Linked DNA regions of Homo sapiens: regions 1 and 2 are each linked to region 3. The links are chromatin contacts, found by Hi-C in ENCODE. All regions are on one chromosome and are shown on one strand. The core of a region is the stretch at or near the end of the contact, and the rest is flanking DNA. Distances in the headings are between cores, read along the strand shown.

The links. A loop is a pair of places that touch in the nucleus more often than their neighbours do. Pooled maps may share reads with other maps.
Region 1: a pooled map shows a loop between it and region 3 (17-fold over the local background). The contact joins two enhancer-like sites. A Hi-C loop is called at or near these places in 5 of 37 single-sample maps with no recorded cell type and 6 of 50 pooled maps.
Region 2: a pooled map shows a loop between it and region 3 (9-fold over the local background). The contact joins two enhancer-like sites. A Hi-C loop is called at or near these places in 3 of 37 single-sample maps with no recorded cell type and 4 of 50 pooled maps.

Annotation. Positions count from the first base shown.
Region 1 is chr3:56,917,805-56,920,844 of GRCh38, reverse strand. It overlaps a transcript of ARHGEF3 not described here. Among named protein-coding and RNA genes, the nearest start is that of ARHGEF3-AS1, 21 kb to the left of the region's middle. Within about 2 kb of position 1,549, at least 3 of the 41 ENCODE cell types and tissues checked have a DNase peak (open chromatin) inside an H3K27ac peak, as active enhancers do.
Region 2 is chr3:61,893,688-61,896,592 of GRCh38, reverse strand. The region is part of intron 2 of PTPRG (protein tyrosine phosphatase receptor type G); the gene reads right to left. Among named protein-coding and RNA genes, the nearest start is that of PTPRG, 330 kb to the right of the region's middle. Within about 2 kb of position 1,477, at least 16 of the 41 ENCODE cell types and tissues checked have a DNase peak (open chromatin) inside an H3K27ac peak, as active enhancers do.
Region 3 is chr3:59,384,869-59,387,894 of GRCh38, reverse strand. All of the region lies in intron 5 of CFAP20DC-DT (CFAP20DC divergent transcript), which reads right to left. Among named protein-coding and RNA genes, the nearest start is that of CFAP20DC-DT, 300 kb to the right of the region's middle. RefSeq lists a silencer at 1,433-1,492 and an enhancer at 1,663-1,722. Within about 2 kb of position 1,499, at least 2 of the 41 ENCODE cell types and tissues checked have a DNase peak (open chromatin) inside an H3K27ac peak, as active enhancers do.

The DNA of each region.
Region 1 (3,040 bases), core at 300-2,799, 2.5 Mb after region 3:
TCCTGACCTCGTGATCTGCCCGCCTCGGCCTCCCAAAGTGCTGGGATTACAGGCATGAGCCATCGTGCCCGGCCTTGGCCATGAGATTTTTTTACTACCTATTTTTAAATTCAGTTTGTGGAATTTTAAAATTTGAAGTATCAAATGGGGTATGTTTAAAGACCTTGAAATTCCCTTTCCAACTGTAAGATTTTGTGACATTTCTGGCTTGTTAAGTACAAATAAGAAAGACATTAAGGAACCAGGATAAAGTTCAAATGGAAAGAATCATCGTTGCTTGCCAACTTTTAATGAAGAAGTAATTCTGCTAAAATCTAAATATTTTATTTTATGTAAATGAAATTCTCACAACCCTGACGAGTATGTTCCTTATAATATCTTTGGTAAGGAAATTGCTTGGAACTTCTCAACAGAAAATACCCTCAGATATATCGAACAAGAACACAGGAAACATGGTTCTGGTTCTAGTGATACCATGACACTTTTGGTGACACCTTAGTTAGGTCCCAGTTTTGGTGCTAATCTCTTTAGAGCCCAACAAGAGGGGTTGTTACCAGTTTGGTTATTTAACCAGCTGTGGGAAAACAGGGTTCATCTTTGCATCGTAGGCACCCTATAGGTAGTTTCCTGTGTATAAATATATGATTCAACTCTATATACTGAAAGAAAAATACCATACCCTGAAAACCTATGCCCCCAGAATTTTGTAGGTTTTTTTCCCCCTTTTAACATTTCTCTCCAATCTATGTAGAATTTATGTTGGATGAGTATGAAGAAGGGCTTTAAAATGAGGCTTTTCATTCCAAGAGGCAAGTGAATTGTCCCATTGTTAGCGATCCTTCTCTAGTGGTTTGTGCTCTAATATGTCAGATTCTTGAATATCCCAGAGCAGGTTTCTCGCTGTGTCTTCTGAGGGCTGTATGCTTGTAGCAGGAGCTCTGAAGTAAGCTTGCTAGGCCCCACTCCTGACCAACCTCACCACCTCTAGGCCACGTGCCATGGGTAGGCGTACACCACCTTTTTGAGTCTCAGTTTTTTTAAATCTGCAAAAAGAAAGATAATAATAAGGCCTACTTTGGGACTGTTGTGAGGATCACGTGGGAAAATACATGGTAAGTGCTCATATTAAAACATAAAAAATCCTTAGTCGCTGTGGTTTCAGTAATTGTGGCTGTATGATATGTTAATATCCACACACAGGTGCACTTTCATCATGAGTTATCAACATTGGCAGAGGTAAGAGGAATGGACAATGAGAAGTGACATTTCAAGTGTATCTTTCGTATTTGCTAAATGTCCACAGGGCAGGTGGCTAAATGAGTTAATTTCCTTCCATACCATAGCATGCTCTGCAGTAAGAGGTCAAAAATGTGCGTGACAGGGAAAGATGCCCTGGATGTTAAATGAAAAAAGAAGCAAGTGGTAGAACAATGTTATCATTCTATTTTTGAAAAAAATAAGATGTTACACCCAGCAACTCGTGTTTTTAGACAGAAGGAAATGTCTGGAAGGATTACCACCAGAGGGTGCAAACTGGTGGCCCCTGGGCCAAATGTAGCCAGCAACTGTGTTATGTGGCCCATACAGTACTTCTTATGGTGATGAATAGTTGCCAGCATTTACAAATTGAGAGATTTTACATAAAACCCTGAATTTCAGGCTTCTATTGAAAAAATTAGAATGTCTGCTCACCCTGGATGATTAACCCCTTAGGAACCCGAAAAGCTGGAACTGACCTAAGACAAAAACTCTCAGTGGTGCCCCAGTGCCCACCTGGCCTTTTCTTTCAGGTACCTGACCCCTGCTCCTAAATCCTTTTGGGTTTATGAACCTCTGTCTACGTCTGGCTTTTTAACACCAGTGCATCCAGCAAATGGGATCGGGATAGAAAAAAAAGTAGGGCCTTTGGGAAGACTCACTTTTTACTTTATATACTTCTTTGTGGTTTGAATGTGTATACTTCTGTGTGGTTCGAATGTGTGACAGTGATGCTATGTTACTATTAAAATGTAAAAACCAATACATAAACATGTTTGAATACTTAGTAGTATCCTAGATGCCATAGAGAAGACTCCTGTTCCTTTTGATATCCCATTATAAAGCTCAAAATGAACGTGGACCTTGCGGATCAGAGCCTCTTACTATTGAAATTCTCCTCTTGAAGTGCCTTCTTCATGGACCCATTTCAATCCGGGAGTTCTTGCTTCTGGTCAGAGCAAGGGCATCAGAGGAGACGGCCGTGCCCTGTTTTTGCTTCCTTTTTGCAGGCTTGCATCCCTTTCCCCTGCCAGGGCATCTGTTGGCCCTCTCTCTGCCCCTCCCTGCTCCACTGCTACCTGCCCTGGAGCCCCTCAAGTTTCACCTCTTGCACGAAGTGCTGCAGCCCACGGGTTTCAGTTCTTCTTTCCCATTCAGTCAGCAGCCGGAAGTTAGGTTGAATCATTCTAGGATTTGTTCATGTGAATGTTTCCTTCCTCCTCTCCAAAGAAATAAAACGTACAATGCCCTGGTCGTCTCACATTTCCAGTGAATCCTTACTGGGGTGAGGCTGGCCTTGGCTGCTGGGACTCCTTGAAGTGGCTTGTCAGAAAATACTCCAAGAGAGGAATGGCTGGGTGATGGAGCCTCCCGCATTTCCCAGGGCACTGTCTTTCTTCATCGGCTGAATTGTCCCCAAAGCTAGCTAATCTCAAGTTGTTTACAGGCTTGTTCAAATTTAGGACCCTTCCTGTGTAGGAGGCTGGAACAAGACGCCTTAGGAATACCTGCCCTTACCCCTCCACCAGCCACCACTTAACCAGCTTGCTTTGTGGGGAGTCAGGCTTTAGGAAATAGGGAATCCCAAGGACAATCTGAAACCCACCTCTCAGTGGACACTGTCATTTGATCTGACACTCATTACCGAGTGCTTCCAGGTGCTAGCTCCATGGTGACCCAGATGCTTGCCTGAAAGGCGTAAGGCTTTTTACAGTGATTTCACTTCCTCCTTTCTCTAAGCAGGTGTGATTCCCTCACACTTTTTGAAGCAAGACCCAAGCCT
Region 2 (2,905 bases), core at 228-2,727, 2.5 Mb before region 3:
CACAACCCAGCAATTGGACTCTTGGTTATTAATTCCAGAGAAATAGAAAATGTAGGTTCATAGAAAAACCTGTACACACATGTTCCCAGCAGCTTTATCTGTAATAGCCAAAAACTGGAATCAGTCCAGATATCCTTCAATAAGTGAAAGGTTAAACTGTGGCACATCTACACCTTGGCATATTACTCAACAATAAAACAGAACAAACACTGATATACACAAAATGGATGAGTTCCCGAGAATTATTCCAAGTGAAAGAAAAGCAATCTGCAAAGATTAAATATTGTATGATTCCACTTATGTAACATTTTTGAAGTGACAAAAGCTTTAGAAATGAAGACAGATTAGAGGTTTCTAGGAGTTAGAGATGGGAGGAGGGAGGAGGTAGGCGTGGTTATAAAAGGGAAACATGAGGGATCCTTATGGTATTGGAACTGTTCAGTATCTTGACTGGGATAGTGGATACATGAACCTACGCAAATGACAAAATTATATAGAATTTATACACACATGCACACACCTACATAATGCACATAATAAGTATAAATTAAAATCAGGAAATCTGAAGAAGATCAGTGGACTATATCCATATCAATATCCTGTGATATACCATAGTTTTACCAGAATGCTACCTTTGGGGAAACTAGGCAAAGTATATAAGTGATATCTCTGTATTATTTTTTACAACTGTATGTGAACCTACAATCTGAATAAAAATTTAAATTTAAAAAGTGCAGGTTGATAGCCAGAAGAGAGAAATTACATGGTGAGAATCCTGAAATATAAATGGTATCACTTTCAAATTTTTAAAGAGAACCAACTCTCATCTGCAGCAACAGGTGACATCACATCACTAAATAGGAAACTTCATTTTTTATCACTTGTTTCAGCCCCTAATCACAATAAAACTTAAACTGCTACCAAGAAGCCCAACAAACATATTTCGAAACACAAAACTTGACTTTCAAAAATAAAATGCCCTCCTGGTGATACTTTCAAAGTCAAAAGGTGGCCTACTCTGTCTTAAGACATGTGGATAATTGCTCCTCAGTTTCTAAGGTCAAAATCCTATACATTTATATGCACAGCATGCGATTTTACAAGCTCGGAAACCTGGAGCAAATGATTAGCTGAACTGTAAACTTAATCACTAGCAAGATAGGCCAGCAGATCTAAGAAAAAATAAAAAGACAAGGAGAAAAGCATTTTAATAACCATGAAGGTACTCTATTCTGTTGCTAAGCAGGAAGTTTACATGAAAGGGTGTGAGGTTCAGCTCTTTGTGGCTACTTCCCCTAAAAGTACGGTCCAAGAAACACCCTGCATCAATCACTTTCCAGATCCCTTGGCTCCCAGCCAGACCAACTAAGTCAGAGTAATGCTTGAAAAAACCACTGTGACAAGCTATGAAGTGACTCATACGCATGAGTTTCAGAAGCCCTGTTAGAACACTTACCTGTTTATAATTTACTGCTGTCTTCTTCCTGCTGAGGAGTGATTCTCATCAGGGATCCATTCTGCCCCTAGGGGATGTTTAACGACGTCCATCTGGAGACACTGGTTGTCACAGCTATGGGGGCAGAGGGCCCAGAGATACTGCTAACCATTCCACAATGTACAAGATACCCTCCTACAACAAAGACTTATGGGGCCCCAAATATCAATGGTGCTGAGATTCAAACTCCTGACAGAGAGGGATGCTAGCATTGCATTTAACAAAAGGATCGCTAACATACAATTAAAAAAAAAAATAAAAGCAAGATTAATAACTTAGAGCTACTAAGTGGATCTGATCTCCAAGGGCAAAGGTAGCTGTTACTCCCTTGATCTTCTCAAATCTGATTCATCCCAAGGAAGAAGGTTTTCTTTGTGACCATGTTTTAAGAGCCTCATTGCTGGAGCCATAAAGCCCAAGTTGAAATCACAGTTTTGACACTTAATATCTAATATCTGGGTGACATTAAGTTAGGCGATTACCTTTAGTAAGTCTCTATTATCTGTAAAGGGGAATTAATGACTGTTCTTCACCCTAAGAGCTGTTAGAAAAATGAAAATAAATAAGAGATGACTGTCAAAAACCATAGCATGGATCCCAAAAATAAATGTTTTGTTATTACTAATGAACTCTTTCCAATTTTTACTCCAGTCTTTTTATTTCTCAGCTGCCAACAGAGTAAACCATCTTTTTCAGATTAAATTTGGTTACTCTTTTAAATAGTTTCCAACTCCTCCAGCACCAGATAAGATAAAAGCTGACCTTTTTTTTTTTTTTTTTTTTTTTTTTTTTTTTTGACACAGAGTCTTGCTCTGTTGCCCGGGCTGGAGTGAAGTGGCACAATCTTGGCTCACTGCAGCCTCCACCTTCCAGGTTCAAGCAATTCTTTCGCCTCAGCTCCCAGTAGCTGGGATTACAGGCACGCACCACTACACCCAGCTGATTTTTGCATTTTTAGTAGAGACGGGGTTTTGCCATGTTGACCAGACTGGTCTTGAACTCCTGACCTCAAGTGATCTGCCCACCTCAGCCTCTCACAGTGCTGGGATTAGAGGCGTGACCATTTCTAATTAGCCTGTAAACTTAGTGCCAGCTGCTTTCTCTGCAAATAACACCCCCACCACCAGCTTCTCTATCAGTCCCAAATACTCTCAGGTAACAGACAACTTTAACAAGGAGGAAACCACCACTCCTATTAGCCCAGTAGTAAGTGACCTGACCAGCACCAAAGAAATGTTTGAAAGATACATCCTTTAAGAGTTGTTTGCATAAACGAAATGTTTCTCTTAAAAGTTCCCTAACCATACCAACTGGATGCCCCCGCTCAAGAATCCAAGTCCAATCAACAAATATTTATTATACACCACTGAAAGCCTGATGATAAAATGGTGAACACACAGACGTAGCTCC
Region 3 (3,026 bases), core at 250-2,749:
TTTGGCGGAGCAATGGCTGCTGTGTTTATTCTTTTAATTAGCAAACACTTGAGTTCATATTCAAGTCAAAAAGACTAAATAACAAAACCTGAAACCAAGGTTAAAATCATGCTCCGTTTCTCTGTACTCATACGTAAGGAACTTTCTTTTCTTTTAGCATATGCCATGAGACAGTTGCATGAGAAGTTACTCTAAGAGAAAAGTATTTGATGTTCGTGTCTTCTAACACTGAGAATGGAAAATCTACCCAGCAACTCACGAATCAAAGAACACTTAATAGAAAAATAGGCTTGAGCAGCACTGTTTGTTGCGTTCTTTTATAGGAAAATTGAAAACATAGGATCACAAGGGTCAGATGGTTACTATTGGAATCTGGCTCCTATGAAACATAATATGTACCATTTCCCCCACCAAAATTGTGTTACTTTGTCCAAGTCACCCAATGGGGCACAGGATAAGGTGTTTTTCTGATGCACATAACCACCTAGGTTTCAAAAGGACATCTATTTAAAAGTGAGGTCCTGAAGAACACCAACAGTGACAGAAAAATGATATTTTTCTGTAACCTCAGCATCACAGAGAATAGTTCCATAAGAAATAGTTGACAAAAACAGAAAACTTTATTATTGAACATATATAGCACTATTCGGCAAAAATCCAATGCTGATGGCAACTTCCAAAACTAGGCCTTCTACCTTCTAGAGACTCTCATTCTGTACTAGAGTTTTAAGAAACTCAGAACACTTTACAGATCAAGGTGCCTTTATGACTTTGTTTTGTGGATGGATCTGTGTGTCAATAAGAAATTTTTAAAAATATCAAACAAATAGCAACTATCAAGGAAGTAGGAGAGAAGAGGGGTACAACAAAGAAAAATCAAACTTGAGGTACAATTTCACATGATCTTGCACATGGGGTTTAATAAGGTTTCAAAGTCAGCTAATTATAAAACTCTATAGATTAAATAATTGGCCCATGAAAGCTTTTATTAAAATGTCACCTGGATATCCCACTCCAAAAACATCCAATGCCATCTTGGTGTGAGTAGCCAGCTGCTGGCTTCTGAACAAAGGCTTTGAGTTTAGACTCAATATGGTGCTGTTGCTTTGAAATCTTGGAAGGAAGGAAACTACTCAGTGTCTCTTGCTTGATCCAAAGCATCCCTCATAAAAGTCTGCAGTGTCTCAACTGAAAATCAAAATGAGAACATCCTATATACATTAATGGTGGCCACAAATTTCAAAGAAGAAGGAGAAATGTATATAGAGCTGAGAAAAATAAGTGTGTAGCAACCCATTTTATTTCTAAGAGACGTCTAGAATTTCACAGCTCTGAAGAGAAAGGCAGAAAAACAAATAATTATTTGAAACAAAACGAAAACTTTGCTTAATCAATCTGTTAAAAGCTGTTGTGAAAGCATTTTTCTTCTCAAAGCGGAACTAGCTTACTCATTACCTCTTTCTTCCAATGAGTAATCCCTCCCTCTCTTCTCATTACCAGAAATACCTACTACCTCTTTCCATATGGAAAGTGAAACCCGACATTTTCTTTTCTAATAACAGCATCTGCGAAAATCACACTCTGTCCTGGATTTGCAGAGCACTTTCCTGCTTCATCCTCATAGAATCAGGCACTGAGTAAATGGGTAACAAATATCTGTGAGAGTGAACACACTGGACCTAAAGGTATAAGCAATGGCAATAAGAGTAATTCGGGTGCCATTGGGGGCTAAGAGCATGCGATAATCTCCTCTCTATAAAATTCCCAGAGGTCACTCAGACAGACAAATTTAAATTTCTCCTGAGTTGGAAGGTTCATTTCCCCTGGAGCTACATAGGCCACACTTGGACACCTTTAATTCTTAGAAAAGCACTCATCTATATTAAATGGAAATTTGCTCCCTGGAATTTCTACCCATCAGGCTCTGTTTTGACCCCTGGGGCTCCAGGACAAATCCCATGCTTGTCCATATCGCAGCTCTCTGGTGACTGGATATCACAGCTCTCTGGTGACTGGATGGCTGCTGTCTCATCTCCCATGAGTGGCATTTTCCCAGTGGTCAATCCTAGTGAAACAGGAAAAGTTCCCTTGTCCCCCTTGCAGGGCGTGCGATGGGGGTGTGGCTCGCTTCTTCAGTGCCCTGCCACTCAAACCTCTAGGGAAGCACACAGACGGGCAGGCTGTGGGGCCCCAACCTAACGGCAGTGTCCAGCGGTGAATGTTTACAGCTGAAGCCCCAGTGGGTGTGTATTACAGGGTGCTGTTTTAGTTTAGCCATCCATAGGTGGCTTGTGTTAGTCAGCTCAATTAGACCCCTGTCTTATCACAAGGACAGAGGGCTTTCTGTATCCTGGGATTCTTGCCTTGGTGTACCAGAAGAATCGGATCATACATGGGCTTGGAGAATGAATGCAAGGTTTTATTGCATGGAAGTAGCTCTCAGCAGATGGAGGAGCCAGAAGGGAGATGGTTTTCCCGTGGAGTACGGCCGCTTGGCCGCCCGACTCTTTTCCAACCACCTCAGCCACACTCCGCATTGTTCTGCCAGTCGATGGCCTGCCAGTGTGCTGGTGTTGTGCTACACTGGTGCATTCCTCTCGACATCCAGCCACCCATGTGTTCCTCTGCTGATGTGCTCCTCTTGACGTCCAGCCACCTTTGTGTCTGCCTGCTAGGGTTTCTAGGTTTTTATAGGCACAGGATGACAGTGTGGCAGGCCAGGGTGGTCCTGGGAAATGCAATATTTGGCCACAAATGCAGGAGTCCCTCTTCTCACCTAGGTCCGTGGGCACCGGCCGGGGGTGGAACCCTCACCAGGGACCATGTCCTTTTCTTCCCAGCACCTCTCTGCCCCCCTTCCATATCACTAAGTCGTTAGCGGTTCTTCTGTGGGCATGTTTCTGGCAGTGTGTTTTGAAGTCTAGTGCGAAAGGCCTCTACATTGTAAGTACCTGAGGAGAACCTTCATTGTGCAAATTTCAGAGTCCCCTCTTCAAACGCTGTATCAGATTCTCTGGGGTTGAGTC